Linked DNA regions of Homo sapiens: region 1 is linked to region 2. Evidence: chromatin loops called from intact Hi-C (ENCODE). Cell type or tissue: CD4-positive, alpha-beta T cell. All regions are shown on one strand. Each heading gives the region's core, and the rest is flanking DNA. Links, peaks and the distances in the headings are about the cores only. Region 1 holds the start of LOC124901094 (a long non-coding RNA gene). Region 2 holds the start of LOC124901092 (a long non-coding RNA gene).

Region 1 (12,100 bases), core at 3,734-6,233, 50 kb after region 2:
GGGTGCAGCCCTGGCTTTCTGTGCTTCCTGAGCACGGGTATGTGTGGGCCGAGGGCAGAAGGCCCAGCTTGCCTGTCATCTGGAGAGACGTGTGTGCAAAATGTTAGTTCTATGGCTCTGATTCAGCTCCGGGGCGGCTCACGGAGGGGGGGTGATGGGGACCTGGAAAAGGGAACTAGCTGGGCTGAAGTTGGAGTCCTGGGACTTTGGCAGAGGACTTGGGGATGCCTGGAGAGGACCCTGGGTGGGATAATGGAGGGGTTAGGTGGAGGTCGTAGCACCTTGGGATGCAATCAGATGGGATGAAAGTGAAGGAGGTTCAGTGAAAAGGGCCTAGAAGGGAGAAGGGGCATTTGGTGTGATGAAGGGGACACTGGCTGGAGTGATGGGACATTGCATGAGGTTTGTTCAAGGGATGGTGAATGTGGATGAAGTGGATGGGTCAGAAGGAGGTATTAAAGGAGATGAAGAAACCTGGATGTGGTGAAAGGCCACTGGGTGGGCTCCTTGGAGCTCCATCTACCTGCTCCTAGCCTGTCTCCCCGGCTGCACCTAATGGCAGGCCTCTGCTCCCAGTACTCACTTTGCTGCTTCTAGCCCTCACCTCTCAGTCCTGAGGCTTCCCCATCTCTCCTTTCCCTGTGCAGTTTTGAGTTGCCAGAGGTCCTCCCTATTTAGGACATTCCCCTTAGAGATCCTCTTATCACTGTGGTCTGGCCCTGCAGGTGGTTCTGTGTTTCAGGGTTGACCCTGTAGAACTGTCTGTCTGGTCCAGAAAGAAGAGCCCAAGTTCCCCCTTGCCCTGGTCTGGTTGATCAGCAGTTCTCACCTGAGGTTCAGAACAGCTCCTGAACCTGGGTCTGTGAGCAGGGTGTTCTGCTGGTGAGCATCAGAACAGGGATGGAGCCTTCAACAGTCATTAAGGCTGGCTGATGACTTCACAGGGAGTCCCAATAAGTGCCAGGGGCCAGTGTGTGTCCAGGCCACAGATGGCACATAGTCACCCAGAGGCCAAACTCACCTGCTGCTTCCCCTCCCCCGGACCCTGCAGCCTATGTCTGCATCCACCGGGTCCTGAAGAGAACCACTATGACCCTTTGGTTTTGGGGGAGAGGAGAGCAATTTCAAATAAACGATAACAATAATAATATAGGTAAAAGCTTTCGCTCATTGATTGCTCACTCTGCTAGGCTATGAGAAAGCTGGACATTTTAAACTCAAAATCTCCCTGACCATCTGAGGTGGACACTGTTTTTATACCCACATCACAGAGAAGAAAAAGGCTCATAAGTCCCCTTCATCACACCCAATGCCCCCTTCTCTCCTTCACAGAGAAGAAAACTGAGGCTCAACAAGGTCAAGTCACGTGCCTGGATTCATAACAGGGCCCATTTTCCTCCACAGCTTGCACTTTTAGCCCCTGCAGGCCCTAGGCAGCCCCTACAGTCAGTCTCCTCTGGTGGGACCCTGGGAGGTGTGAGTGGGGCAGGGATGGGTCCCGAACATTCCAGGAAGACGCTCATTCCAAGCTACAGCTTTGGGAGGGCTGGGTGCCTGTCGCTCCTCCCCCAAGGCATGGGACAACCTCCAGGGCACAAGAAGCACGACCAGTCCCACAGGGCCTGAAGATCCCCCCTGCCTCCATCAACACCCTCAAGAAGCTGCTAATTGTTTGCACTTGTAGCCAATGGAGGGCAGGTGACCTAAATGTAGGCCACTTTTCTGGGCTGTAGGTAGAAACCCGGGGTGAGAGTGAGGGGCTGTCCAGGGTCCATTCCTGCTTTATCAGCCTTGCCCTACAAGCTGCGGGACCCCTGCCAGCCTGTGGAAGTGCACCAAGACCCTCTCCACGTGCCTCCGTGTGGGTGCGCTGGGCTGCTGTGTTCCTGAGGCACCGGTGGGTGCGTGACGATGGCAGCTCCCACCCAGCAGAGCCGCGAACAGAAGGGGAGAGCTGCCGGCAGCTTTAAATAGCTCCTCACTGTATCTCACTTGCTGAAGTCCCATCCCCCCCTCCAATACTGGCTGTCCCAGGGAGGGGCTGTGAGCCCCAGAAATGAGGCCAAGACAGAGGGGCTCAGCCCCCAACTCAGAAACACCTACCAAGCAACACCTGCTCAGCGCTATGCCTGAGACACAGCCCACTTTTTTCCTCGGGGGCAGGAGGATCCAGGAAATCTCTTAGGGATTGTGGGTTGTCAAGAGACAGGTTTCCCTGGGCCTGCATCTTGGCTGGAAAGATGTAGCAGGCAGGTTTGTATTCAAGCCTTCCCCTAAAGGGGACACACTGGTCACCCTGCTAGCCCAGGTACGGCCCTAGCCCTTCTGACACTGAGAAGCAGCTCACTACCTGCTGCCCCCAAGAGCAGTCAGTGGCAGCCCCCTTGGTCATCAGCTCACCTCCTCACCCTGGCCCGCATCTCTATGCACAGTTCTTCCACGATCTGACCCTCCACATTCATTTCTCATCACTCTCCCCAAGCTACTTACCTCACTTGAGGTCCTTCTTGCTGTTTCTCAAACATGTCCAGCTCATTCCCACCTCAGAACCTTTGCACTTGCCGTGCCCTCTGCCTGGAATGCTCTTCTGTGGCTTCTCCCATGGTTGGAGCAAGAGCCACACTGTGATTTGTGTGGGTCCTAGGCACTTGCCTTTGTGGGTCCCTTCCTTCATGAAAATATATACAAATTATATTTTAGTACTGCATTGGTATAAGCATGGTTATGTTAAAGAAACTATTTTGGCTGGGCGCGGTGGCTCATGCCTGTAATCCTAGCACTTTGGGAGGCTGAGGCTGGCAGATTACCTGAGCTCAGGAGTTCAAGACCAGCCTGGGCAACATGGCAAAACCCCGTCTCTACTAAAAATACAAAAAATTAGCTGGGTGTGGAGGTGTGTGCCTGTAATCTTAGCTACTCGGGAAGCCAAGGCACGAGAATTGCTGGAATCTGGGAGATGGAGGTTACAGTGAGCCGAGATCACGCCATTGCACTCCAGCATGGGTGACAGAACGAGACTCTCAAAAAAAAAAAAAAAAAAGAAAGAAACTATTTTAACCTATAGTTTCTTTAACCTAAAAGTTCATTGTTTTCTTCTGATTTTAAAAGAAATTAAAATATTTTGAGGGCCCCTAAAAGTATTGTGGGCACTGTGCTACTGTCCTTAATGGAGAAGTGGGCCCTGGTTGGATCCTTCTCATAATTTAGGCCTCAGTTTAAATGTCACCTACTCCAGGGTTCCCTAACCCCCAGGCCACAGACCGGTACCACCTGAACTCTGCCTCCTGTCAGAGAATGCTTTAGATTCTCATAGGAGCGTGAACCCTATTGTGAACTGCGCATGCAAGGGGTCTAGGTTGCGTACTCCTTATGATAATCTAATGCCTAATGATCTGAGGTGGAACAGTTTCATCCTGAAACCATCACCACCACTGCGACCCCCACCCGGGGTCCATGGAAAAATTGCCTTCCATGAAACTGGTCCCTGGTGCCAAAAAGGTTGGAGACCACTGACCTACTCCAAAAGGCCTTCCTTGAAGCCTGCATTTAAAATATCTTCTGGCCGAGCATCGTGGCTCGTGCCTATAATCCCAGCACTTTGGAGGCCAAGGCAGGAAGATCACTTGAGCCCAGGAGCTCGAGATCAGCCTAGGCAACATAGTGAGACCCCATCCCTACAAAATATTCTTTAAAAAATAGCTGGACATGGTGGCTTGCTCCTGTAGTCCCAGCTACAGACTGAGGTGGGAGGATCACTTGAGCCCATGAGTTTGAGGCTGTAGTGAGCTACGATTCCCACCTCTGCACTCCAGCCCTAGTCTGGGCAACAGAGTGAGACCCTGTCTCAAAGATAAAATATATCCCATATCCACTTGCTGGCCCATTACCCCAATTTAGTTCCTTCACAGAATTTACACCATCTGACAATAACTTATTTATCTGTTTATTTGTTCCATGTCTCCTGTAACTAGAATGTAAGCTCTATGAGGGCAGGGACTTTGTCTTTCCACTGCTGAATAACCTGTGCCACCAGCAACAAGGTCTATAAAATTGGTGAAAGAATAGCCTGAATTACTTGACCAGAATATAGAGTCCCTCCTCTCAGCCACTCTAACATCTGTGCTCTTCCTTATTGGGCCCCCTCACACTTTACTAGGGTGGAAGGAAGAAAGGAATTCATGCACAGGCCTCAGACACAATCCACTTGTCCTCTCAGAACCTCAGTTTCTTCATCTGGAAAATGGGAATAGTGCTGACCCATTCTGAGAATGCAACAAGACAGCATACGTAAAGCAAAAGACCAGCCCACTGAGAGGGTGCAGTAAATTCAAGTTTCTTTTCCCCCTTCTCACTGTCCACCTCGGAGATTGTTCTTGGCTAAGGCAAAGAAACCTCAAGGCCTTGAGTCCCAAATACCTTGAAACACAGTAGGTGCTCAATAAACATTTGCTGGTTGCTGGTTGACCACGTCCGTCCTTCCCCTTCCAGCAAAATCTTAAACAATAGCCCAGTGGAAATTCACAACATCGTCTCCTCTTGCTCTCTTTCTACAAATATTTACAGAGCCCCTACTATATAACAGGCACCATGCTGGGCTCTGTGGAATCAATAATAAGTAGAAAGAATATATGGTTTCTGTCCTTCCTAGAGCTGGGTCCCTTAGTCTGGTCTAGACAGACATTAATCAAATAACCACTTCCATGGAACTATAATTGTGCTAAACACACCACAGAAGAGGCTCACCTGGCTGTGAGAACACATGATGGGAGAATTTGACCAGAACAGAAAGGTTGGGGACAGCGTCCCTGAAGAAACAATGACTGATCTGAGGTCTCTAAACGAGTTGGAGTTCATTAGGCAAGGAGCCTAACTGGACAGTAGGAGCATTCCAGGCAGTGGGAACAGTATGTGCAAATGCCCTGTGGCCAAAGCTATGCTAGACAATGAGATGGACTGGAGGGAGACATAGGTGGCCATGTGATGTAAGATGGGCTATGACGGTGGGCAGTGGCTGCACTGGGTAAGACACTATATCATTTTCTCTTTGTCTGCAGGTTCCTCAAAGGATTTTAAGTCATATGATTAGGTTTGTATTTTGAAAAAATTACTCTGGCTGCCTACAAAATAAAGATTTACAATTTATTTATAGATTTATAATTTATAAGAAAAAGATTCCACAGTCCTACTAGAAGAGGAATGGCAAATATATGCCATACTTGTCACAATTCCCTATTCTCATGCCCAGAGCAGACAGCACTAATCAATTACAGCAGAGGTTCTCAAAGTGTGGGCCTCAGACCAGCAGCATCAGCATCACCTGAGAATTTCTTAGGAATGCAAATCATCAGACTTCACACCAGACCCCTTGAATGGGAAACTCTAGGGGTAAAAGCCAGCAATCTGTGGCTTAACAAGTCCTCCAGGTGATTCTGATGCACATTGGAGTTTGAGAAGCACTGGACTATTGTATAACACTTTCCTATGAAGCCCCGTGCAGCATCAAAAACCTCAACACAGCACTCTAGGCCATCACTACTAATAGAGGCTACTTACACAGAGTGCTGGGCTGGGGCTCCTCAGAGAGGGCTGCACAGACCTAGGTCTGGAATTTGAGAAGCTAAGACCCTGACAAAGACCTAAATTTGGGCCAACAGCCAAGTGTGCCAGGAAAGAGAGCTCTGGACCGAGTCTGGAGATCAGGCCTCAAGCCCCTGCTCAGCCCCCTGCTCAGTGGCAGCACAACCTTAGGAGCCTCTTCTCCCTTCCAGGTCTCAGTTTCCCCATCTGTGCATTGAAGAAAATTTCTCTGTGCAGCGGCCCATTCTCCTGCAGCCTCCAAGCCAGGGTGAAGCAGATGCACGTGCAGTCCCCGGGGAAAACCCCTATAAATCTGCCTTCCCACAGGGGAGTGGAGCAGGGAGCACAGCAGTAACAGAGATGTTGCCCAGAGCTTGCAAGAGGCACACATGACTCAGCCCTGCAAGGAGGCATCCATCACCCTGGGCAGCCAGCGAGGCGGCAGGAGAACCACGGGAGGGACCGTGTGGGAGTGAGGGAGTGAGGGAAGGAGGAGGCGGGGCTCTTAGCCCCGTTTGCTCTACCACTTTCCCAGACCCGGGACCCATTAACAGACAAGAGGACTCTAAGCGCAGAGACAGGGGAAACCTGAGATAAAGAGTTGGGATGAGGGGCAAGGAGTCCAATTCTATGAAACCATTCAGGATGCAAAAAATGTGGCCCTGAACTACTTACAAATCTCAGGATTTGTAAGTAGTTCCTCAGATTACTTGTGAAGTTCAAGCCCATGCCCCTTCCCTCAGGTTAGCCTAGGGTGGGAGAGGCCCCCGTGACCCCTCCTCCCTAAGCAGGGAGCCCCCACTCCCTAGTGACTTCCCTCCAGCCAGCTTCCCTACAGACTCCCCTGGGATCGCACAAATCCTGAGACTACTCACAAGAATGCCTCCTCCACATCCACACTCATCTGGCTTCTTCTCAGCTCACATGTCACAGCCCAAATGTCACTTTACCAGAAAGGCCTTCCCTGATGAGCCATCTATCCCCCACCTGCCCGTGACCTTTTCATTGTCCTCATAGCTCAGATCACTCTTTGGAATCCCCCACTGATTTGCTTCCGGGCCTATGGTCATCTCCAGCATCCTCCTGGGATGGAAGCTCCCTGAGGGCAGGGGCCTCCCTGTCGTATTCTATCACCTGCCCGTAGAACAGCATTTGGCACAGAGTGGGTGCTCCACAGAGCTCCCACTTACCATGTGCCAAGAACTATTTGAGTTGATTTGCATACATTATTTTATCATGTCCCAACAATCTTGGAAATAGAAGGTATGATTATTTATCATTTTTCAGATGGAAACACTGAAGACAGAAAGATAAGTGATTTGCTAAAGGTCACACAACCAGGAAGTGGTAGAGTCCCTGTTTGGGCCTAAATCTGTCTGACCTCAAAGCTCAGAACATTTGGAATGTAGGAGCAAAGGGGCTATTAGAAATCTTGCAGAGGGCCGAGGGGGTAGTGTTGACCCAAACCTCCCAAGTTACTGCTAAGGAAGCATCAGCCCAGAACCAGGAGGTCCCTTCTAAAGCTGTTGTTACTTAATTTAGGATTTCTAAAGGGAAGTCCTGCTTTAACCAGCTGCTGTCCAACTTCTGGAATTTGTTACCCCCAAGGGGTCTTCACAAGCTGAAAATAGAATGGAGTTCAGAAAGGGTTGCACAAAATTAATGGATGACAGGACCCCAGTGGTAATTAAAGGAAGCAAGAGATGCTGGGGGTTTGGGCCTAGACGTTTGAGGTCAGCATCATGCTGGGGACTGCCACGGTCTCCCCCCAAATGGGTCCCAGGTGCCCCAGCAGAGTGAGCCAAGCCGCAGGCTGGGAAGCAGGGGGGAGGTGAATGATGTCAACGTCCCCACCCACTCTCTGGCAGGATTTGGCCGCCTGGCTGCTTCCTCCTCACATCCCCAGGCCCAGCTGGGCTGTCAGGGGTTGCTGACTCACTCACCTGGCCAAGATGGCCAATTTGCACATGTTCTCAATATTTTCTTTGCTAATTTTTAAAAATAAAATGCTATTTTTGCAAAGTCTTCATTACTTCCTAATTATTCATACTCCTTCCACTTTTTTGTCTTGTTAAATACAAAACTCAATAATCAGCTCACTTTTCTAAGATTACTTGTGAAGTTCAAGCCCATGCCCCTTCCCTCAGGTTAGCCTAGGGTGGGAGAGGCCCCCATCACCCCTCCTCCCGAAGCATGGAGCCCCCACTCCCTAGTGACTTCCCTCCCGCCAGCTTCCCTACAGACTCCCCTGAGATTGCACTGCTTTATTCGACTGTCCTGGCATCCCCACCTCTCCTTATCTTCCCCTCTCCATCCAGAGCTTCTCCCTCTGTGCTCTCTTCACCCACCCCTCCCTTCTCCCTCCCTTCCTTCCTTCTATCAGTCTATCCACCCTCCTGTGGCCTCCCCCTCTACCTAACCAAATTATTCATCCTCCTCCTCCACCGGCCCCCTCCTTCCCCAGACTCCTTTCCTCCCCTATCCTTTACCCTCCCCTCCCCTCCCCTCCCCAACGCAGCACCTTCACACCTGGGAGCTACCCTCAGAGCCTGAAGGGTCTCTCTCACCCTACCCACCTCCTCCTGAAATATCATCCGCAGGCCTCAGTGATGCTGCACTGCTGGCTGCTCCAGCAGGTGGGTGCTGCGGTTCTCTCCGCTGATAATTCATTCCCCCTAGCCCTGCATAATCCTCCTTAAATCAGTTAATCCCTGAAAACTCACTTCTTCAGGCCCAAGAGCAGCAAGGAGGAGCGGGACGGGTCCCTAGGACTATAAATCCCTAGAGTACTGGGGCCAGGATGCAGTCCCTCTTTCAGCCACGCTGGAGTGTCAGGGATGAGACTAGCAGCTCCCCGCAGATCCTGCTGACAGGCCAACTTTATGGAAGCCTTGGCAGGGACAGCAGCCCCCTCTTATCCCAGGTAGTGGAGTCTTGTGGCCACCAAGGGGTAGGTGGATATGATGGGGGAGTTGCTGCTGGACCTGAGCCCCTTCTTCCAAATAACAGGCACCCCTGGGCTCTCTGGCAGGGGCCTGATTTCTGCCTGGGCTTTTGCTGCTGCAGTTTCCAATGCTCAGACACCCGCATGTGTGTCCACGTGGCCATGTTCACATGGCACATGCATCCACCTCACACATCTCTACACACTGTATACATCAGAACAGGGCTTCTCAAATTTGGGTGCACCAGAATCACCTAGAAATCCTATTTGAGTGCTAAGCCCCACTTCTTGGGTTTCTGATTCAGTAGGTTTGGGGAGGGGCCTGAAAATGTGCATTTCAAGCACATCAAGTGCTGCTGATGCTGCTGGCCCGAGTACTACACTCTGAGAACCACTGCTCTAGAGATGCCCACATGTGCATACACACAAGAGTACACGTTCATGCACAGAAGGTTTTGCAAAATGAGGAGTGAAGCTACTAGGAAGAACTGAAGCTGTGAGCTCAGTTTGGGGATTACTCAGCCTAAGAACACAAACTCGCAATATCATTTTCTCTCTCGGTCTCTGATTCTTGCTACTTCTCCACGGTCTCTGCATTTCTGTGTATCTCTTTCTCGGTCCCCCCGTCGCCCAACTCCCTGCAGCCTCCAGGTGTCCTCCCAGCCCCTTTGCACACATGAGCTCATCCATCTCCATCACCCAGCAAGTGAGTGGCAGGCAGGTGAGAGAGGAAGAATACAGAAGAACAGGCTCAGCTCCCCGCCAACAGGGAGCTCGCTCACCAAGAGAACACAGCCAATTATTCCCCCCGTTCTGGGGGATAATCATTAATGCCACAGGAAATTCTAAACAAATGATTAAATCATTACTGGGGAAGACGCAGCAAGCCTGTGCCACCATTAAGCCTCCCTTGTACTGTTGGTTTTCAGAGAGCTTACCTGGGAAGTGGGGAAGAAAGGGGCAGATGGGCATCATCACAGCCCTGCAGCATCACCAGCAGCCAGTCTGCCAGGGGCCAGCCCTAGAACCACCTTCCCCTCTCTAAGCTGCACACCCAGCAACTGTCTGAGAGCCCCTCTTGCCCTACCCATGATGAAGACTCTGTTCCTGCAGCCCTTCATGATCTCATGCCTCCTGATGAATCCATTTATTCAGTTGACAAACATTTACTGAGCACCTACTATGTGCGAGGCCATAGTCTAGGGACTGGGGATAAAATGGAGAACAAGACAGATGAGGTCCCCGTCCTTGTGGAGCTCACAATCTAGTGGGGAAGGCAGATCATAAAAGTAAATAAGAAAACAACTAACAAATGTGGCAAGTGCTCAGGAGGAAACAAACAGGAGACTCAGTGTTTTGAGTGGAGTGTATACTTAGAGGATCTCGGAGTCCCCCTACACTCTAACAAACAGCCTGGCAGACCATACCCATCTCTTGGGCCTGCGGATCATGTTTTATACGAACATCTGCAATGTCTGAGCATCCCTCTTCTTATCCTGAATCCCCAATATGCTATCTTTGGAAAGATAACAAATATCTATCTATAACAGCCACTGTTTTTTAGCACTTACTATGTGCCAGGCATTGCACAAAGCAATTTATGGTCATTACATCATTTCATCTGCAGAATAATAATAACATTACGAGGTGGGTGTTTTTTAATCCCCATTTTACAGATGAGGAAATGAAGACCTGGAACATTTGAGCCATTTGGCCAGGTCCTACAACGGGCAACTGAGGGTTCAACTGATGTCTGAGTCCTGAGCTGGGACATTTCACCCCTACCTTGTCCTAACTCCCAAGAGAAACATGACAGGGCTGTGTGAGCTTCTCAAGATCTATTTCAGGGCTAAGAGGTGCAGCTGGGTCCCTGTAGAGATGGGGCTGCATTAGTGTTGTCCAGCCACGGCTGGTTACTGGCTACTAAAATATAGTAAGTCCAAGTCTCCAAAATGCAGCCCAGAGAGGAAAGCGACTTGATATGGCCAGGGCAGGGTCCCACTCACTTGGGGACCCTAGGCCAGTCCCCTTTGACTTCCCCAGCCTGTGGGTCTCTGTAAAACCCAGAGAGACCATCAGCCCTATCTCCTGGCTGCCCCTCAGGACCCTGTAGCCTCCAGAGGGCTCCTCTAAGTGTCCCCACATGCCCTCCACCTCCTGCCCCTGTGGCCAGGCCACACTCCCTAGGGCCAGTGGGGCAGCCTGAGGCAGACAAGACCAGAGCCTGGGTCTGCGGTGACTAATCGGCTGGTGCTTAGGAGGCCATGGTGAATTATTCACACAGATTCTGTGAATTATTCACGTTGTTATTATTTATTTTTCAGAGGCGCCTGCGGCAGAGCCTCCAGGCCCATGTTCAAAGGATGATATAACTCCTGACTCCTGATCGCCTTTGTCTGTGGAAAAGGAGTCAGGCCTCTCTCCAGTCTCACCTGGGAGTCCCAGGGAGCAGGCTGAGGGCAGGGGGCTGCTGCCTTGGGGCAGGCTCCTGCAGGGCCCCAATCCTAACACCAATTAAGAAGTAATAGTCACCACTTACTGAGTCTTCGCTGTGCCCCAGCACTGTACTCCCCATTGACAGGCTCGAGTGAATGTCACAACTACCGTGCGAACAATACTGCCAACCCCATTTTACCGATGCTGGGATTGAGGCTCAGAGATGCTGTGGCCCTTGTTCAGGGCCGCCAGTTAATAACTGGGATGCAGGCCCATGTCAGTGGACTGTAAAGCCAGCAGCAGCCACATTGCATGTGTCAGTCAACATTGCACCTGACACAGTCCTACGGAATCCCTTTGCTGCCCCAACTTGCCCACCCCCACCTGCAAATCATGCTGAGGGCAGGCCACGCCCAGTGCCGCCAATGCTGTCAGACGAGCCAGCTCCTCATCTCCATGGCGACAGGATTCTCAGCAGCCAGAGCTGAGCTGGATCTGCCTCTGAGGAGTGGAGGTGGCCTTTGCCCATGGAGCCCCCCAGGTGTCTCAGACTCTTAGCAAGTGTGATTCAAGGGCTCCCCTAGGTGCCCCACAGCTTCACAGAGCTCCCCTGCCTTCCCCCAGACACACACACAGCCCCACTCCTCCCTCACAGAGCTCTGATGGAAGAAGCCATCCCCAGCCTCCGTTCTGCGCTCCTTCCCATGACTCGCCTGCTGTCTAACCTCCATCCCCCTGGCTGCAGCTTCCTCTCCTCTCAGAATCTTCCTTCCTTTGCCCTCATAGCTGCCATCTGGAGGAGACGAGATGGACATGTGGGCTCAGCCCTGGGAAGGCCCTGAGGGCCCCTTATCAAGGTGACCACAGTCTCACAGAGATACCTTCCTATGGGAGGGTGCCTTTGTCTTCCTGTCACCACATTCATTCATTCATTCATTCATTCATTCAATAAATGCCTACTGGGTGCCCTTATTCAATAAATACCTACTATGTGCCAGGCATTGTTCCAAGGGCTAGGGAAGTGGACAGCAGCAGCAGGGCTACCTTGTTAGGGCCCCTCCCATCCCATAGGAGCCTGGGCCTGCCTCCCAGCACCTGTCTATCCTAGCATAAGCAAAATCACAGGCAAACTGGATTTGAGCC
Region 2 (12,100 bases), core at 5,914-8,413:
TGCAGGCTGTTGTGAATTTAAAGCAAGCAAATGTGTGATATGTTTTGGAAATATGAAAGTTCTGCATAAATTTATGTCTGTATCATCATTATCATCACTAGTGCAGTATGTACTCAAATCTATGACTCTCTTAAGTTTGAGAAGTCAGCATCTGTAAAATGAACCATTTCTGATTTTGTTTTAAAGAAATTCTTTAAAATTTATAAACATGAAATTCAGTAAAATAAAATTACTTTAAATCATGCAATTGTGCAGTTTTATAATAATCAGATCTATTTATTCCACATTCTCTTGAGGCTACAGGAAGTTTTGGAGATTAGGAGTTGGAAAGGGACTTGGTAAAAAGGGATACTTGATCATGAAACATCAGTCCTGTAATTCCTGGCTTAAGGGATAGCGCTCTCCAGAATAATATTACATATCAGGAAGACTGTTTAAGGCTTATTTCTTGTTGGTTATAAGAATAGGTGAGGGAAGGCCGGGCGCAGTGGCTCAGGCCTGTAATCCCAGCACTTTGGGAGGCCGAGGTGGGTGGATCACAAGGTCAGGAGATCGAGACCATCCTGGAGAACACGGTGAAAGCCCGTCTCTACTAAAAATACAAAAAAATTAGCTGGGTGTGGTGGCAGGCGCCTGTAGTCCCAGCTACTCGGGAGGCTGAGGCAGGAGAATGGCGTGAACCCAGACGGCAGAGCTTGCAGTGAGCAGACATTGCGCCACTGCACTCCAGCCTGGGTGACAGAGCGAGACTCCATCTCAAAAAAAAAAAAAAAAAAGGAATAGGTGAGGGAAGACTGTAAGGAAATATGTGCCTGAAAATCCAGGAAAAGATGAATAATCAGGCTACAAGATGAGCAGGAACTGCTGTAAATATAGGCTGTGTATCAGTCAGTGTGGGTTACATTATGTTGCAGTAACAAACAGTCCCCAAATCCCTGAGGCCTATGACAAATGTTTATTTCTCCCCTATATTACATATCTGTCATGGGTCAGCTGCAGCTCTGCTCCCCTGCTTTCTTCACTCTGGAGCCCAGGCCAATAGAGGAGCACACTGATTCTTAAAGCTTTCCCTCATATTTTATTGGCCAAAGCAAATCGCATGGCAGGCCTCTCATCAATGGGAAGTATGTTCCACTTTCAGAAAGGGCACCCAAGGGAGGAACAGCAAATATTTTGACCAATAACACAACTTTCCATACACATTGTAACTGAACTAGGTTATTTGAACCTCGGAGTGGCTTAGAGGAAGGACCTTTGGAGGAAGAGGTGGTAGCTCAAGTAATTTAGCTTCTCTCTGTGTCTGCCTCTTCTCCTCTCACCACCCATTTTCTATGTATTGTGGCTTTTGCTTTTGTGTCCCTCTTTTTTTTTTTTTTTTTTTTTTTCTGAGGTGAAGTCTTACTCTGTTGTCCAGGCTGGGGTGCAGTGGTGTGATCTTAGCTCACTGCAATCTCTGCCTCCTGTGCTCAAATTCTCCTCCCTCCTCACCCTCCTGAGTAGCTGGGACTACAGGAATGTGCCATCACACCCAACTAATTTCTTTCTTTTTTTTTTGGAGACTAGAGACTTACTCTGTCACCTAGGCTGGAGTGCAATGGCGTGATCTCGGCTCACTGCAACGTCTGCCTTCCATGTTCAAGTGATTCTCCTGCCTCAGTTTCCCAAGTAGCTGGGATTACAGGTGTGAGCTACCGCACCCGGCTAATTTTTTGTATTTTTGGTAGAGATGGGGTTTTGCCATGTTGGCCAGTCTGGTGTCGAACTCCTGGCCTCAAGTGATCTGCCTGCCCTGGCCTCCCAAAGTGCTGGGATTACAGGCATGAACTGCCACACCTGGCCTGCTTTTCCATCTTGAGATTCCTGTTTCCTCATGACTCTGGCTTCCCCTTATGGTCCTTTTGCCCTCTTTCTCCCTTATGACATTTTACCTTCTGATTTTGCCATTAATTAGCCAGAATTCTTTAGTGTCAATTGCTAGAAACCCAATTCAAAGTAGTTGAAGCAAAAGGGAAAAGAAGAAAATTTTTGGCTCATATATGAAAAATCAAAGGTAGAGCTGGACTTCAGCATGGCTAGGTCTCTGGGCCTTGATAATATTCTTGCCATCTCTCATCTATTCTTTCCACTGTGTTAACTACATCTCTGGGCAGACTTTCCCATCTTGTTGATGGGATGGTTGCTATGGCAGAGGCTCCTGGTTGCCTGACAACAGCTGTTCCCCTTTTCTTCCAATGTGGTAGAATATTTTAGTTGGCAAGATGGCCTTTCTTGCAATTAGTTGTGCTTTAGGACTAAATTCTGGCTAATCATACATGAGCAAAAATGATGTGTGTAACTTTTGGGCTGTTCCCCTAAAAGAAATTGTTGTGCTTCCCCTTCCTTTTTATTGCCTTCTGGCTGGCTGAAATGTGGTCATGGTGGTGGTAAGTGTCACCCCCCAGAGGGGGCAGAGCAACAAAATAGAAGGAGCTTGGGATTCTGAGAACTTTTGTGGAGCAGAACTACTATATCTACTTGAGCTTTTATATGAGAAAGAATTAAATTTTAATCTTGCTTTAGCCCTGTTATTTGGGCCTCTTTGTTACAGTAGCTTGATCAATATCTTAATTAATTCACTTCCCCATCCTGAGCCCATCATTGTGGTGAGAGGATAAAATCTACTGACTGGGTCAGGCCTGGGAATTAGGGTCTTATTGCAGAATCTGGGGTGAGACTACCTCACTTAAACTCTTAGGTGAGACTAGCTCATCTAAACTCTAGGACTGTACCCCAAGGAATATTGGGGTGCTATCACCAGAAAAACATGTGAAATGAGTGCTAGGCAGGCAAAAACAACACATGTCCATCACACCCTGTCAACTCCTCATTCTTCTTATGCTTGCCTGCTTAGATTCCCTAGAAAGACATTAGATTGGCCCAATTCATCTATTTCCTTTCACCAGGCCACTACTTATCTACCAGGTGACAGATAATGGCCCAATCAGCTGTGGCTATGGAGATGGGTCACCTGTGGCTACCTGTTTGGTAGCCGTGGTGGACAGAGTAGACAGCATAATTCACGTGTCTTCAGAGCCCTCTGTCTACTTGCTGTAGTGGGTGGGGTTCATGTTGAGGCCTGGGAGTAATTCAGGAAGTAGACTAGTGTTTTAGTCTGTTCGGGCGGCTATAACAAAATGCCATAAGCTGGGTGGCTTATAAACAACAGAAACTTATTCCTCGCAATTCTGGAGGCTGGGAAGTCCAAGATCAAGGCACCAACAGACTCAGTGGCTGGTAAGCGTTTACTTTGTGGTTCATAGAATGGTGCCTTGTCACTAGTCCTCACATGGTGGAAGTGGCAAAGCAGCTCTCTAGGGCCTCCTTTTTCATTTCTTGTGTGTGTGCTTTTTTTTTAAGAGATAGGGTGTATAAGGCCATTATCTCATTGCCATAAAGAAATACCTGAGACTGGGTAATTTATAAAGAAAAGAGTATAATTGGCTCATGGTTCTGCAGACCTTACAGGAAGCATGATGCTGGCATCTGCTCAGCCTCTGGGAAGGCCTCAGGAAACTTACAATCATGGCAGAAGGTGAAGGAGGAATAGGCACTTCACATGGCCAGAGCAGGAGCAACAGTTGGGGTTGGAGGTGCCACACCCTTTTAAGCAACAGATCTCATGAGAACTCACTCACTATCATGAGAAGAGTACCAAGGGAATGGTGCAAAACTATTCATGAGAAATCCACCCCTATGCTCCAATCACCTCCCACCACGTCCCACCTCCAACACTGGGGATTGCAATTCAACATGAAATTTGGGTGGGGACACATCACCAAACCACATAATTCCACCCCTGGCCCTTCCCAAATCTCATATCTTTCTCATGTTTCTAAATACAATCATGCCTTCCCCAAAGTTTTAACTCATTCCACCATTAACTCAAAAGTCCAAAGTCCAAAGTCTCATCTGAGACAAGGCAAGTCCCTTCTACCTATGAGCCTGTAAAATCAAAAACAGTTTAGTTACTTCCAAGATACAATGGGAGTACAAGCATTGAGTAAACACTCCCATTTCAAAAGGAAGAAATCAGCCAAAAGAAAGGGGCTACAGGCCCCATGCAAGTCTGAAACCCAGCAGGACAGTCATTAAATCTTTAAGCTTCAAAATAATCTCCTTTGACTCCATATCTTACATCCAGGGCATACTGGTGTTAGAAGTGGGCTCCTAAGTTCTTGGGCAGCTCTGCCCCTGTGGCTTTGCAGGGTTCAGCCCCCAAGGCTGCTCTCACAGGCTGGCCTTGAGTACCCGTGGCTTTTCCAGGTACAGGGTGCAAGCTGTCAGTGGATTTACCATTCTGAGGTTTGGAGGATGGTGGCTCTCTTTTCACAGTTCCATTAGGCAGTGCCCTAGTGGGGACTCTGTGTGTGGGTTCCAATGCCTCATTTCCCCTCCACACTGCCCTAGCAGAAGTTCTCCATGAGGCCCCTGAAGCAAGCTTCTGCCTGGGCACCCAAGCTTTCTCATACATCCTCTGAAATCTAGGTGGAGGTTTCCAAGCTTCAACTCTTGCACTCTGTGCACCTGCAGGCTTAACACCACGTGGAAGCTGCCAGAGCTTAAGGCCTGCACCCTCTGGAGCTGCAGACAAACTGTACTTGGGCCCCTTGGAGCAGAGGTTGGACCTGAGTAGCCAGTGTCCTGAGGCTGTGCAGGGGAGTGGGGTTCGTGAGCCTGGCCCATGAAACCATTCTTCCCTCCTAGACCTCAGGGCCTGTGATGGGACAAGCTGCCAGGAAGGTCTCTGAAATGCCTTCAAGGCCTTTCCCCCATTGCCTTGGCTATTAGCTCTTGGCTTGTGTGTGTTTGTGTGTGTTTGTGTGTGTGTGTGTGTGTGTGTGCAATCTCTCTAGCAAGTGGTTGCTCCACAGCCTCCTTGAATTCCTCTCTCAAAAACAAACAAACAAACCAAAAAAAAAACCTTTTCTTTCTCTGTCACATGGCCAGGCTGCAAATTTTACAAACTTTTATGCTCTGCTTCCCTTTTAAATATAAGTTCCAAGTTCAAATCTTTCCTTTGTTCCCACATCTAAGCATAGACTGTTAGAAGCAGCCAAGCCACTTGTTGCTCAACACTTTGCTGCTTAGAAATTTCTTTCTCGGCTGGTTGCAGTGGCTTACGTCTATAATCACAGCACTTTGGGAGGTTAAGGTGGGTGGATTACCTGAGGTCGGGAGTTCAAGACCAGCCTGACCAACATGGAGAAACCCCGTCTCTACTAAAAATACAAAATTAGCCGGCTGTGGTGGCACATGCCTGTAATCCCAGCTACTTGGGAGGCTGAGGCAGGAGAATTGCTTGAACCTGGGAGGCGGAGGTTGCAGTGAGCCTCACACCATTGGACTCCAGCCTGGGCAGCAAGAGCGAAACTCGGTCTCAAAAAAAAAAAAAAAGAAAAGAAAAGAAAGAAAGAAAGAAATTTCTCCAGATACCCTAGGTCATCACGTCCTCTCTCTCTCTCTCTGTTTTTGAGGCATGGTCTGGCTCTGTTGCCTGGCTGGAATTCAGTAGTGTGATCCCAGCTCACTATAGCCTCCACCTTCCAGGCTCAAGTGATCCTCCCACCTCAGACACCTGAGGAGCTGGGACTATAGGCACAAGCCACCATGCCCAGCTAATTTTTATATTTTGTGTAAAAATCGGGTTTTGTCATGTTGCCCAGGCTGGTCTTGAACTCCTGAGCTCAAGCAATTCACCCACCTCCACTTCCCAAAATGCTGGGATTATAGGCGTGAGCCATCAGGCCCAGCCCCCAGGTCGTCACTCTCAAGTTCAAACTTCCACATATCCTTAGGGCATGGACACAGTCCAGCCAAGCTTTTTGCTAAGTCATAACATGCTTGACCTTTGCTCCAATTCCCACTAAGTTTCTCATTTCCATCTGAGACCTTGTCAGCTTGGCCTTCATTGTTCATATCACTATAAGCATTTTGGTCACAACCATTTAACCAGTCTCTAAGAAGTTCTAAACTTTCCCTCATCTTCCTGTCTTCTTCTGAGGGCTCCAAACTCTTCCAACCTCTGCCTGTTACCCAGTGCCAAAGTTACTTCCACATTTTTTTTTTTTTTTGAGACAGAGTCTCACTCTGTTGCCCAGGCTGGAATGCAGAGGTGCGATCTCAATTCACTGCAACCTCCACCTCCCAGAGGCGATTCTTGTGCCTCAGCCTCCCAAGTAGCTGGGACTACAGGCATGCACCACCATGCCCAGCTCATTTTTGTATTTTTAGTAGAGACAGAGTTTCACCACGTTGGCCAGGCTGATCTCAATGTACTGACCTCAAGTGATCTGCCTATTTTGGCCTCCCAAAGTTCTGGGATTCAGGCTGCTTCCACATTTTCAGGTATCTTTGTAGCAATGCCCCACTCCTCAGTACCAATTTTCTGTATTAGGCCCTTCTTGCATTGCTATAAAGAAATACTTGAGACTGATAATTTTTTCTTTTCTTTTTTCTTTTTTTTTTTTGAGGCAGAGTCTCACTCTTGTCACCCAGGCTGGAGTGCAATGGCGTGATTTTGGCTCATTGCAACCTCCACCTCCCGGGTTCAGGCAATTCTCCTGCCTCAGCCTCCCAAGTAGCTGGGATTACGGGTGCCCACCATCACACCTGGCTATCTTTTTTTTTTTTTTTTTTTGTATTTTTAGTAGAGATGGGGTTTCACCATGTTGGCCAGGCTGGTCTCGAACTCCTGACCTTAGGTGATGAGACTGGATAATTAATAAAGAAAAGAGGTTTAATTGGCTCATGGTTCTGCAGGCTGTACAGGAAGCATGATGCTGGAATTTTCTCAACCTCTAGGGGAGCCTCAGGAAACTTACAGTCATGGCAGAAGGTAAAGGGGGAGCAGGCACATCACATGGCCAGAGCAAAAGTAAGAGAGAAAGAGGCAGGGAGGTGCCATACACTTTTAAACAACCAGATCTCATGAGAACTCACTATCATGAGAACAGCACCAAGAAGGGGATAGTGCCAAATCATTCATGAGAAATATATCCCCTTGATCCAATCAGCTCCTACCAGGCCCCACTTCCAATACTGGTGATTACAATTCAACATGAGATTTGGGGTGGGGACCCATATCCAAACTATATCATGGGGTCTTGCTATGTTGCCCAGGCTGGTCTTGAATTCCTGGGCTCAAGCAATCCTCCTGCCTCAGCCTCCCAAAATGCTGGTATTACAGGTATGAGCCACTGTGCCTGGCCAAGAGGATTCTTTTATAAGGGCACTAATCCTCATGATCTAATCATCCCCAAAGGCCCTAACTCTAATACCATCACATTGGTGATTAGGTATTCCACTTATGAATTTTGAAGAGAAACCAACATTTAGACCATAGCAACTGGGCTCTCCAGCCATGGAAAATGGGTTAGGGAAAATATGAGAACTGGCTAAGGGTATCTGTATGCTCTCAGCCCCCGTCTCCAAAAGTTGGTCTCTGCCCATGACCATCTGTGTAAAATGACACAAGGATCCTAGTTGGGTCATCTTCACTGTGCCAAAGGCAAAACAAGTTCTTTAAATTTACTGCAAACGCTCATTGGGGATGGACCAGAGTGTTTGTTAACTCCAAACACCAATAAATGCTGATAAATAATGCTATTAAAAACGTGTTATTGCTCTGACACTTTGTTATAACATCTTTCCTCTTACGTTTTCCCCATGTAACATTTACTTTAAAAGGCCCCAGCCAAAAGCCGAACGCCAATAAAACTGCACCAAGTCTCCCAGAACATCTTCATTTATGAAACAGTCAAAGACTCAGCTTCAGGGAGAAGCCAGTGAGATATTCCACTGTTTTGTAAACTTTGAAAAATCTGTAGCTCCTGTAGCTGAGGCCTAACTGCACATTGCATTTGAAATTTTGAAGCTTCAATTGCTTAAAAATATTGTAACTGCTTCTCAAACAGGAAAATTGCATTTAGATTTCCCTCTGTGTTTAACCTCAGACTGGCAAGAGATAGTCTTCAAATTTCCCCGGCAAATGAAAATCACTTTAGGATTGAGATTGCATATGGATAGTTCCTGCCATGAGAAAAAGAAATCTCCAGGAACAAATACAGTCATACCTTCTGTGCTGGGCCCATAACGTGGAGAAATAGATGATCATTTTGTCCTATAATCCACAGCATGAGGGATTTGGGACAGAGACAAGGAAAGACATTCTTGAATATGAGGTTCAGCCAGATCTGAACTGTTACTAAGGGAAATTGCAGTGTCCTGCACTCAATTTTCTTAGAGCCAGCCTCCTATAAAATTGTTCCATTCCTTTGGCACTTTCCATGTCAAAATTCCCATCTTCCCCACGGAGGCTCTAGTGCTTTCAAACTATCTCTTCTCAGTCAATCTTATAATTCATTCAAACTAAAGTGTGACAGTTTGCATTTTAAAGGGATTCAATGGGAAGAGGGCAGTGCTTTACTCAAAGGAATTAGTCAACATTGGTAAAATTATAGGCAATGACAGACGGTCTATTAGATGGAGTGTTAAACAGTGATCTACTTATAAGAGTGGTTTTACCTCTGATAAATGCATCCACTTTCCTCCCTCCCTCCCTCCCTCCCTTCCTCCCCCTCTACTTCCTCCCCTCCCCCCCTTCCTCCCTCTCTCTCTTCCTTTCATCTATTCAACAAACTTCTCTGGGGTGCCTGCTCTATTCCATTCTTTATGTTCGGTGTCGAAGTCTTGGAACAGGAACTTCCCACAACAAAGGGAACTGAGCCCAAGAAATAATAATCATAATCATAGAACTACAATTACCATTCATTGAGCGGGTGCTTACTACATGCTGGGAACTATGCTAGGAGCTTTTTCTGGATAGCATTTAATCTTCACAACAACCCAGTGAGGTAGGTAGTATTACTCCCTTTTCACAGACAAGAAAATAGAGGCACCATTCTTGGTCCAAGTTCGCACATATTAGGGTGTGTTACTGGGATACCAACACAGGCAGTCTGATTTCAGAGCTTTCTGTTCCAAGCAAGATTAGATTAAAATAAGCATATAGGGCAGGCTTTGAGGGGGCAAAGTACTTAAGGTGCTCTGGTCTACCTGAGGAGTTGTTTTAAGGGGCCGCAAGAAAAGCCAGCCTCTTGCTGAGTGTATAGGAGGCTCAGGTGAGGGGAGCCCCAGAGGGTCACCCCACTCTTGCGCACTCTCCCCCACGTCATCCCCTCCTCCTACTAGCAGATAGCAGAAGCCAGCAGCCTGGCTGTGCCCCAGGCCTGGCTCTGGTCAGGAAGAGGGGATCTTTTGTGAGTTTCTGGCCTGGTCTCCATTAACACCAATTAGCGTTTCTGCCTGCTTGGAGCTGCAGGGCCGACAGGCTTCTGTGATCCTGGTGGCTGGAGGTTCTGGCCTAGAAATGCTCAGGATGTGGGACAGAAGTCAGAGAGTCTGAGGGGAGGGACTTTGTCATTGAATGGAGAGGAAATGGGGTTTCACAGAGGCTCCCTGGGGCCCAGCAGCCTGGAGGACAGGGTTCTCTGGGGCCAAAGAGAAAGAAGAGAAAAAGACATCTAGGACTGCCTCCACCCCACCCCCGCATATCCCACTGTGTCTTGGCTAGGAAATTGGGGACTGGTTGTTGAGAGAGGAGGAGAAGTTCAAGAGTGGGCTCTGACATTCCTGGGCTTGCGCACCACTCTAGGATGAGTTCTTCTAGGAGCTTGGCTATCTAGAGTTGTGAGTGCCTTATTTCACCTTAAAGCAAGCCCAGAAAATTGGCCTCTGATTCCTCAGTAATCTAGGATTTGTGGCTGGCCATGGGTAAGCTTGAATAAATGGTATCAAATTAGCAGACTGAGTCCTTAGGAAGAGCTGGGAAGGGGACTGCCAGGAAAGCCTTGTCACCCCTTTATGAGGCTGTCTTTGGCCTTCTGGATGGATGTGGGTGAGAGATCCCTGAGTCCCTGTGGCCTGGGGAATGGCCCATGTCCACCTGCCCTAGATCTTTCTTGTCTGCGTGTTCCCTTAACTCTCCTCCCTTATCCTCTGGCTCCCTTCGTGTTGTCCCCTCCATCTGTCCTTTTTGTCCAGTTGTGGGCTTCTTCTTGTTCTTCCCTCTCCATTGAGCCTGCTTAGCCGGCCAGCCCTCCAGCAGGGGTGATCATCCGTTTTCACATTTCCAGTGCTTACTTGGACTGGACCACTCACCTTGCTCCTGCTTCTTGCAGGAGGGCTGTCTCCCATGTTGTCTGAACAGCCAGTAGCTACAGATGTCCAGGAGCTGGTGAATATCACCCTTTGCCTGGCTCCAGCTCCACCTGGTTGCCCAGATCTTCTTCAGTGACCCACCCAGGTGCCCCAGGGTTTTCCAGAACCCCATCACTATAGATTCAAGAACATCACTTCACCTTTCAAACACAGAACTTACTGCCTACCTCTCCCCTACTCGCTACTGGGGCCTTTCTGAGCAATGCATGAAGGGACGGGGAAGTGGTGTCCACAGTAGGAAGGACCCAGGCCCAAGCCAAATTTTCTCTTTTCTAACCTCTGGCCCCGCTTCTCTTCCTTGCAGTCTCCACTCTCTTCTTGGGAGCTTCTCCAAGTTTCCATGGCAACCACTACTTCCTGGCCCCAAATCCCTAGGACATGGACAATTTCAAGGTCAGACAGAGGCCTGAAGGGTGATAGAGGCCTTATATTGACTTCCCAGGCCCCTTCTCTGTTGCTGCAGGATTCCTAAACCTAGATGACAAATGATCATTTCTTTCTGTATTGAAAAAAAGAAATTCACCATCTCCAAAGCCTCTCTTATGAGAGGCAGGTACTGCTGCCCCCTCTTCCTTTCTAAGTCTCTTCTCTCTACTTCTTGGCCTTATCTGAGCTTAGGCTAAAGCCCCAGGATACACCCCAGTCAGAAAGAGGCTCAGGCCCAGTTGGGCAGGGCATGCTATGGCCATGAAACAGATACCTCATCAGCTTTCACTACGTTGTCTACTTCGGGTCCCCTGGGCTGTGGGAGGCATGGGAGAGGGGCAGGGGACATTGCTGTGCTCTGTGGCAGGACCTGAGAAAGGTGCTTAGATGCCTATATACTAAGGTGTTTTTCTGCAGCCTGGACAACCTGTGAGGTTTTCCTGTCTGCCTTTTGAGTTGAGATCGGATGTCCTGGGCTCTGACTGCACATCAGCCACTAATATTAATGCAGATGGAATCGGAGCATTTAGACAAATACGTAGCTCCCATTTCCTGAATAGTTAGTGAGAGTCACTCAAGCATCATAACCTTGATGGAGAGAGCTACAATTATCCCCATTTTACAGATGAGGAAATGCAGGCTCAGAGTGGTTGAGTACTTGCCCAAGAACAAACAGCAAGAATGGCGTGGAGCTGGGATTTGAATCCAAATGTCCAGAGCTCCTGCTCTTAAATGTTGCAAAATACTTCATAGGCAGGACTCTTGCCACTTCCCGCAGCTCAACTCAGTGCTTTAGCTGGGTGTTGTCACCACTGGGGCTCTGAGGCCAGAAAGCTAGAGTCATGAGAGGCCAGGAGCTCTAAGGCCTGTCTCAAGGGACCTGCTAGTGTCAGGGCTCTGGGGCTGGGAAGGAGCTTTGAGAGGCTTTCTCTCCACCTGATGGCCACCCATACCCACCCTGTCATTGGGGGCTGACAGGAGCTGCTTTGCCAACAAAGGTGTCCCTGAAGCTTTCTGCGAGCTCGTCACATACCTCTCCCAGGCAGGGAGTCACTGGGCTTGACTCTGCCTTTCTAGCAGGTGCTGCTGCCACTCAGGGCTTCCTGAGGAGGAGGAGTCCTCCCAGGGCCTGCCTCATGCTCCCATAGCTTGAGATACACAGTCAGCATGTTCCTGCCTTCCCCCCAGCCCTTTGAAGCTGGGGTCACTAAGCTCTGGAGAAATAGCTCCCCACACCTAGCAGATAGAGCCTGGACTACCCGGTGTTGTGACAAGCTGGAGAACCTCCAACTGGCACTGAGGCCCTCTGTCATCTAGATCTCCCTTCCTTACACAGCTGCTAGCATGGGTTCCTTCCATCAGACTGGTCCCATGAACTGGCCCCTGGGCCTTTGCTGTACATGTTGATTTCATGCCT

Evidence for each region. Peaks named below come from ENCODE experiments on the same cell type or tissue, not always from the same donor. Only the 100,000 strongest peaks of a DNase experiment are listed, where the experiment ranks them.
Region 1: it touches region 2 in a loop (2.1-fold over the local background); 3 of 110 quality-filtered maps call a loop at or near these places.

The regions. Positions count from the first base shown.
Region 1 is chr5:141,772,420-141,784,519 of GRCh38, forward strand. It overlaps LOC124901094 (a long non-coding RNA gene), which reads right to left and starts at 2,802. Exons shown (of 2, transcript XR_007058975.1): 1 at 2,491-2,802. In CD4-positive, alpha-beta T cell, for the core only: no CTCF peak of the experiment used is centred there; no DNase peak of the experiment used is centred there.
Region 2 is chr5:141,720,265-141,732,364 of GRCh38, forward strand. It overlaps LOC124901092 (a long non-coding RNA gene), which reads right to left and starts at 544. Exons shown (of 2, transcript XR_007058973.1): 1 at 1-544. In CD4-positive, alpha-beta T cell, for the core only: no CTCF peak of the experiment used is centred there; no DNase peak of the experiment used is centred there.